Linked DNA regions of Homo sapiens: region 2 is linked to region 1. A link is a contact called in ENCODE Hi-C data. All regions are on one chromosome and are shown on one strand. The core of a region is the stretch at or near the end of the contact, and the rest is flanking DNA. Distances in the headings are between cores, read along the strand shown.

Region 1 (4,237 bases), core at 1,231-3,730:
GAAGGAAGGGAGGGAGGGAGGAAGGGAGGGAGGGAGGGAGGGAGGGAGGGAGGGAGGAGGGAAAGAAAGAGGGGAGAGAGATTTATTACAAGAATTCTTGTAGGGTGGGGTGTCTCTCCAAATTCAAAGCCAAAAATATGCAGCCAGACTTGAGAAATGGCTGAATGACTGAAACTACGGGAAGGAAAATAATTAGAAACCCAGGAAACAATTTTTCTGCTGCATTCTCTCTCCCTCCCTCCCTCTCTTTCCCTCCCTCTCTCCCTTTCTTTCTCTCTCTTCCTTTCTCTTTCTTGCCTTTCTCCCTTTCTCTCTCCTCTCTCCCTTTTCTCTCTCTCCTGTCTCCTTCTCTCCCTTTCTCTCTCCTTTCCTCTCTCCCCCCACCTCTTCCTCTCCTCCACCTCCCCATTCTCCCACCTCTCTTCCTCTATCTCTATGACAGCACATGGCTCAGTCTGTTCCAAGTGTCCACACATGGTCCCATCAGACATGGGTTGGAGAGTGGGGTCACAGTCATGTGCCCAAACACGGCCATTACTCTCACAGATTGAGAAGTTCTGGCCATCGAACTGAGCAGACTTCTGAAAAGATACTGACCACATTAACAATTTCAAGCTATTGGAGGATGAGGACATAGTATATAAATTAGAAATTACTCTACAACTAAGGGTATCTTACCCATATCTAGACCATGGCAATTAGGAATTTATTCAATGTATTACACATTGAAACATTATAATGGTGACTACAAGTTGCATTTAACATATGAATATATCCCAGAATCAGCCTTATAAGAAGGAGCAGGTAATATTTGTGTGGAGATATTTGAGGGAGCCCATGAACGGGAAAGGATTGTCCTGAACAAATAAGAAGGGCTAGAGGGGAGTGAAAGTGCGAAGAAACCACTATAAAAGGAGGTAACCGTCATAGTCTGAAAAGTAAGCTACTTTATTTTAAAATCCTTCTGGGAAACTACCATGCTATTATGTGTCAAAAAGCCGTAAGTAATCATAGCCTGCAGATTTATCTCAATATTTCTCCAAAAAGGAAATAATGTATGGTATGAAGATATTCATTGTAGTATTTTATGATAATGAAAAATCCTAAACATTCTGAGTACCCAAGGATAAGGATACAGATTAGCAAATTATGGTATATCCACTTAGAAGATTGTACATTCACTGAAAATGATCATTATAAAAATTAGGTGGCAAGTTGGAGAAAATGCCCATCAAAAAATACTAACCTAAAAAAAAGCAAGTTATGAAATTATATGAATGTTAACATTAAATGTATATTAAATATGTTTCTGTGGAACAAATAAGAAATCCTTATAATTGAAAATATTTGTATGACAGTCTCTATTTTAGCGACTTTGTATGGCAGTACCATAGTATTTAGAAAATTATTTTCTAATTTACAAGCAGTGAGCCCTGCTGGTTCCTCATCTTCAGCCTTCAGTCTTCACCTAGCATACGTCTTTTGCTCAGAAATGTAACTTCCAGTAACAAGCTGAAATTCCTGCTTCCCAGGAAAACCCACTGAAACCCAAACTCTCAGGGCAACATCTCCTCCTCCACTACAAGCCGTCTGCCTCTATGTCCATCCTACCTGAGGACAACTTGGACCGTTCAGAAACCAAAATGGATGGATTCCTGGAAGCTCCAACCCAACTAAGAAAGAAGCCAGACACCCCCAGCAGCAGATGGTTTAGTCTTACAGTTTTTATTTATTTTCTCTACACACCAGGAGAGGTTAGCTGATCAACTGGTGAGGAAGAGGGGGTGGGGGCTGGCCTTCTCTGCTTAAGAAAATGTCTGTTTGGCAGTGTGGCATTCACACGGGCGAAATGTCACATCTTTTATGCCACCGGTCCAGGGGAAGCCCTGCCAGGGGAGTTTTTATCAGTGTAATTAACACAAAGGCCCCCTTCTGTCTTAAAAACACAAGCCTTGGGGACACCGTAAGATGAACTGGCCATTGTTTCTGCACAGCACAAAAACTCCTTCCCCACTCCCACCCCTCCATCCCATTTATGGGGTTTCATTAAGGCCCACGGGTGTCCCTAACTTATTTATTTAGGAAACACTGTTATTGTCTTAATGTAAACAGAACTCAAGATCAGTTGACAGTTGGAATGGTCCAGCAAAAAGGTTTTCAAAGGCGCCTCCTTGGAAAGGGGTCTCTCCATTCAGCCCCCAGTTCCTGTATCATACTGCCAGCACTGTTCACAAAATAAACAAATGTTTGTTTTACAACATGGCAAAGGGGGCTCCCATTCAACGCTGGCCAGATATGAAAACAAACTTTCACATATAAGGGCTTTTGATACACATGACTTACTTGGATGACAAGGGGCTCGGCTGGGGAGTGCTTAAAGCTTATTAATATTGCACAAAAGACTTTTGTTTATCATTTCGCCGGACTGCCTGGGAATCACAAGACTCAAGCCGCCACCCGGCTGGTGTCCTCGCATTTCAGCAGCCGTAACGTGTGGAGATTGCGAAAGCACTGCTGGTTTGAAGCCAAAAACAACCTCTCCACAGACCCAGGTGAAAGAACTCCAAACTGCCGGCCTCTGAGAACCAGACTTGGAATTTATTAAGAGTAAAGGGCCAAGAGCTCCCCCTACGGGTAGAAAAAAAAATGGATGCCTTGAACCTGCCTGTTTGCAAGGGGGTAACTTCCAGAAAACGTGGAACCCACAGCCTGACATTTCTTCTAGGGACATTTCTTCTTCTATTCAAAAAGCCTGGGTCTCTGGAGAACAACTTTTCCTTTTTCTAGTTGACCAGCTCTATTCCCAGAACGTCTAACGAGACATTAGCACTCTAAAACACTCATGATCAAAAATCAGTCCTTTAAAAAATAATAATAATAATCAGTTATTTAGGCACTGGTTTGTTAAACTGGGAAGGGAATAGAGTAAATCAGATACGATCTCTGCCCTCTAGACTTACTCTGTCCAATACAGGAGTCACCAGCCACGAGTGGCTATTGGCCACTTAAAATGTGGCTAGTCCAAATTGGGATATTCTGTAAAAAAAAAAAAAAAAAAAAAAAAAAAAATGTATAAAATATCTCATTGATTTTTCACATTGACCACATGTTGAAATGATAGTATTTGGGATAAATTGGGGTAAATTAAATATATTAAAGTCAATTTCACCTTTTTTAATGTGGCTGCTAGAAAATTTTAAATTATGCATCATACACATTAGATCATATTTCTACTGGACAGTGCTGTCTAGACAGTTATATAATTATTAAGGCTTGTAAAAAATAGTGAAATCTTTAGCCCATGATATTAGTGATTTGTGCCAGCTGAGTTGATTTTTTTCTTAAGTACATTTATTCAATTCATTTACCAGAATCTCCTGAAAAAAGGGGAAAGTTAAAAAAAAAAAAATACACACACACTATGGCAGGCTTCCCTGCAAATTTTAGTTTGTTTTATTTAAATCTCAGCAAAATGGAAGTAAAGACTAGGGTTTGGGTTAAGGTCACATATGTTGAAAAAAAAAAAAAAGGTTTCAAAAGGAAATATGTATTTTATCTTTACAAACCCCTTCCTTCTGGCTATACTCTTTGTGTATTTAACTACAAGTAATTCCAAGAGGAAAAAATTCCTTCTACCAGAACCATCTTGCAAATTTGTTTTCAGGTCATTAGACAGAAGACATTTACTTTTTCCCTCCTCTCACAACTTCACCTACCTACTCAATCCCGGTTTTTAAGCAAATTTGGGATATGTAAGATAAATAGGATTATGTGAGTAATATGTGGCCCTAAATATAGTCAGACCACCAACTTACCATAGCATTTAGACAACCCACTGAAAACTCACTAATGGTGGCAACGTTGCCATCCTAATTTCTGAATTCAGTTTAAATTGCACCAGCAGCTGCCTTTGATAAACATACTCAGATCTGGCCCACGACCACCAAACCCACCCACCCATAAGAGGAAGACCAGCAGAGAATTTTCCTCTTCCCTGGGTCTGCTGTCTCAGATCTGTCCTGCTTATTTTGGTCCCAGGAATGTGCCAAGATACCACTGAAAGATTAACTACCTCTTTGAAGGGACAGCAATTCAAGGATTATAGGAATCTTTCTGAAATTTCTCCCTGAAATTTAGCCTTAAAATTATGTCAAAAGTGGGTATAACTCTACAAGGCCCAAAGGCAAATGTCAAGAGGGTGCTCCTATAATATAAAGACACAGTGAGCCAACAAGTG
Region 2 (4,237 bases), core at 654-3,153, 440 kb after region 1:
ACAAAAGAAATTGACATCATTCTTGACCTTGACTTTTTAATCAGAAAATCTTAAGTTTTCTGATTCTGTCTTGATGTTTGTATATTCTTCAAAACTATGTCTTTATATAGGAAACTTAAGATGGCTGTTTGTGGAAAAAGTCTTTCTAGCATATCTTAAAATATGCTATTTTAAACTATTTTTAAATAATTAAAAATTTTACCTTTCCAAGCATCAAAATAGAGTATAACGTTTGGCCATTATCTGAAATCCATTCATGGAATATTTTAGGAAAATAAGTTTTATTTTTTAAACTCCTTTAGTTTTTCTCTTGGCATTTTAAATAATTTTGTTTGAAAATGTATCGCTCCTTTTCTTTTTTTCTTTTTTTTTGAGACAGAGTCTTGCTGTGTCACCCAGGCTGGAGTGTAGTGGCAGGATCTCAGCTCACTGCAACCTCCACTTCCAGGGCTCAAGAGATCCTTCCACCTCAGTCTCCTGAGTAGCTGGGACCACAGTTGCACACCACCACGCCCAGCTAATTTTTGTGTTTTTCATAGAGACATGGTTTGGCCATGTTGCCTAGGCTGGTCTCAAACTCCTGGGCTCAAGCGAGCCACCTGCATTGGCCCCCCAAAGTGCTGGGATTACAGACATGAGCCAACGTGCCCAGGCTCCCTTTCTTTTTTAATGAAATATACCAAATAATGATATTATGTGCCAGGAACTGTTCTGAAGGTTTAATGTACATTAACTTATTTAATCCTCATAACCATTCTGCAAGGTAAATACTATTATCTCCATTTTCCAAATGAGAAAATTGAGGCACAGAGGTATTAAGTGACTTGCCTAAGACCACACAGCTAATAAACAGCTGAGCTGGGATTTAAATTGAGGTATTTTTGCCCAGAATCTGAACTTTTTTTTTTTTTTTTTTTTTTTGAGAAGGAGTCTCCTCTGAAGCCCAGGCTGGAGTGCAGTGGCATGATCCCGGCTCACTGCAACCTCCTCCTCCTGGGTTCAAGTGATTCTCCTTCCTCAGCCTCCCAAGTAGCTGGGATTACAGGCGTGCACCACCATGCTGGGTAAATTTTACATTTTTAGTAGAGACGGGGTTTTGCCATGTTGGCCAGGCTGGTCTTGAACTCCTGACCTGAAGTGATCTACTCGCTTCAGCTTCCCAAAGTGCTGGGATTACAGGCGTGAGCCACTGCGCTTGGTGGAGAATCTGAGCTTTTAAACACTGAACCATGATACATTACTGATGATAATGGGCCCTCTTTCTAAATGAATCAGGAATATCATTAGGCTTATCAATTTTTATTTGATATATACAGAAACTACTGTGGTTTAATACAGGATTATTTATGTACCTACAGGATACAGTTGTCCCCATCTACTGTTCTTTTGATTTACTTTGTCTGCTTTTTATAGTTTTCTCTGTCCTCTCTGAAAAAAAAAGAATATTTTCAGTATATCTGCCTCTACAAATTGTCTTCTTCCCTTTCATGTTCTACTTCCAATTTCATAAGAGTCAGAAACCAGATCACCCCACATGTTAGAATTGTGTCTAAAACAGGAGTCAAGAGGCCTTGGGAGAAGACCCGAGCCTTTAGTGAATGGACTTGGTGACATCTGTGACAGGGATCTTTATTTTTTGGCATGTTTTCTGTTCTTAACTGTGATCCAGATAGTTTAAATGGCTGGATAAGTGACTTCTCAGTAAGCGAGGTGTCACAAAATATAAACTCAAGGCATTTCTATTCTTCCACCTGTTCAAAAGTGTTTTAGTCATCATCATAATTGGAAGGATGGCCTAGTTCCTCAAGCTTCTGGGTAGCCATCTGATGCTTGGAGGTAGAGAGACGTGGCTACAACTTGTATAAAAATAGCCCTTCCAGATGGCTGAGGGGCAAAGTTACAACTCAGCAGCTCGATATAGCTGAGCACTCAAATTTTGGAGTAGGAGGAGAGCTATGTGAGAAGTAGCCAGAGAGACTGGGCTGGAGCCCAATCATAAGTAGAACAGTATATGCCAGGAGCGATCACTTAACGTGCAGATTAGCTGTTAAGTTTTTCTGTTACTTCATCTCCATCTCCTCCCCAACTCCCTTGATTCAACCTTACTTCTGGCCCTAAGGAAACACATACACATACGACATAGACAGATATGCACACACACTTTCCCCTTTTTTTTTTAAAGGAGTATAAAATAGAGGAACAAACCATAACTCTTAAAAGGCTTCAGAATTCTACTAGTCTAACCCTTCATTTTAGAGATAAGCAAACTGAGGCAGAGAAAGGTGTGGTGACCATCCAGGATGTGAGCAGGACTCCCACGCTCCAGGTGCTCTGCCAGGGCTCATCTTCTGGCTCGTTTGTGGGACACTGATAACAGCGCAGCTATCCCAGGACATGTTTCCTCCAAGTCTGCTTTGACTCATTTCAAACTCTAAATAAAGCCTTTAGTTAAAAAAGAAAAAAAAAAGTATGGGCCCAGCGTAGTGGCTCACGCCTGTAATCCCAGCCCTTTGGGAGGCCAAGGCAGGTAGATCACGAGGTCAGGAGTTTGAGAACAGCTTGACCAACATGGTGAAACCCCATCTCTACTAAAAATATAAAAATTAGCTGAGCGTGGTAGCACACGCCCGTAATCCCAGCTACTCAGGAGGCTGAGGCAGGAGAATTGCTTGAACCTGGGAGGTGGAGGTTGCAGTGAGACAAGATCATGCCACTGCACTCCAGTCTGGGTGACAGAGTGAGACTCCATCTCAAAAAAAAAAAAAAAAAAAAAGAGTGGATTATTGCAAAAGTCATGATAATGTCTCCACCCTCAACACAAATACTCAAGCTCTAGTCCCTGGCTTGAAAACCTGTTTCACCAGTGAAAATATTTACTAATCAAATTAGTAAATATTAAATTGTGTAGTTCCCACTTTTTATTTTAAATCTTTTATTCACTCTGCATTTCTATTGGATATTCTGGAAGAAAAACCTCTGTAGTAAATCCATTGTTTTAAATATCTCAATGTCTGTTCAAATAATTGAGTGTTGGTTTTAAAAAATAGTCATTAGGAATGGGTTAGTACTTACGTTTTAGCAATTGTAATGAAGACTTTAAAAAAAAACAAAAAAACAAACAAAAAACACAAGCTTATTGAGAAACATGTTACACTCCTTTAACATCATTTATGATCCCCAAAGGCAAGGCATTGCTGTTCCCTGGTGGCTGTACAGCATCACTGCAGGTAAGCGATTTGGAGGTAGAAAAGGTGTTGAGTGCCAGCCTTTCAAATTCAGTTCTACAATGAATCAACTTTTAAAAATACTCCCAGTAGCTTGCATTTTCTTATAAGAAGGGTTTACAGGTAGCAAAAACAAACAATCCCCAACGAACTTTTTCCAATACTATAGGATTTGTGCTGCCCAAGTAAATATTACATTATTGGAAAATAGCATGTTACTTTTCAAGAGGAAGTTCACTTCCTTCTTATGGAATTTATCCTTAAACTGTATGGTATATGGGCTTTGTGCAAGGTGCTGGAAGTAGGCAAGGAGGCCTCAACCATGATGTACACACACTATTATAGCACCATTGCTCTCCTGCTACTGAGTCACATAGCTCACCAACTGGGGAGGGGTCACCACAGAAAGAGTAATGGAGCGAGATAGGTACAAGCATTTTTTGATTGCCCGCCAAGCACCTGGGCCTGTGCTAGCCCTGTTAAACTTGGCTGGAGCAATCCTGCTAAAAGGTCAGGCTTGATTCATGAATAGGTGTGCTAATTCTACTCCGGATACATCCCCGTCATCCTGTAGCATACAGGCCTGAGTGAAGCTGGCCTAGAGCAGGGATTCACCTGCTAGATAATTATTGCCCAAATTAAGAATGCAAGTCAGGGCATGATTTTCAACGCCTTTATTAAGAAATATCAAAAGTTGATTACAGGTCCATATGCAGTTTTACAAAGTTCAAGTGAAGAAGACTGTAGGGATGCCATCAATGTGCGTGTCTGAAGACTATGGAAGCTTGTCAAAGGGGTAACCCTACAACTCCTGTCACTTTAACAATGGTCCACAGCAATGCTTTTCCCCCATTTCTACTAGGCTAGGCCATTGCACAATACCTTAAGCTACTTAAAAGAGTTTTAATACGTTATAAATACGTACATATTTGTCCTTCTAGTTTGTTACCATCCTTCCCTGAAAGAGCGGAGCTGTTTATAGGAAGCACAACATTTGAGTCCCATTCACTGCT

What was found. Hi-C counts contacts between places; a loop is a spot of excess contacts on that map. Pooled maps may share reads with other maps.
Region 2: a map of mammary epithelial cell shows a loop between it and region 1 (9-fold over the local background). The contact joins two enhancer-like sites. A Hi-C loop is called at or near these places in 1 of 168 maps with a recorded cell type or tissue (mammary epithelial cell), 3 of 37 single-sample maps with no recorded cell type and 7 of 50 pooled maps.

The regions. Positions count from the first base shown.
Region 1 is chr2:67,844,016-67,848,252 of GRCh38, forward strand. No RefSeq gene overlaps it. Among named protein-coding and RNA genes, the nearest start is that of LINC01812, 21 kb to the left of the region's middle. Within about 2 kb of position 2,481, at least 13 of the 41 ENCODE cell types and tissues checked have a DNase peak (open chromatin) inside an H3K27ac peak, as active enhancers do.
Region 2 is chr2:68,289,127-68,293,363 of GRCh38, forward strand. All of the region lies in intron 1 of PPP3R1-AS1 (PPP3R1 and CNRIP1 antisense RNA 1), which reads left to right. It overlaps CNRIP1 (cannabinoid receptor interacting protein 1), which reads right to left. Exons shown (of 3, transcript NM_015463.3): 3 at 3,884-4,237. Among named protein-coding and RNA genes, the nearest start is that of CNRIP1, 29 kb to the right of the region's middle. Within about 2 kb of position 1,904, at least 2 of the 41 ENCODE cell types and tissues checked have a DNase peak (open chromatin) inside an H3K27ac peak, as active enhancers do.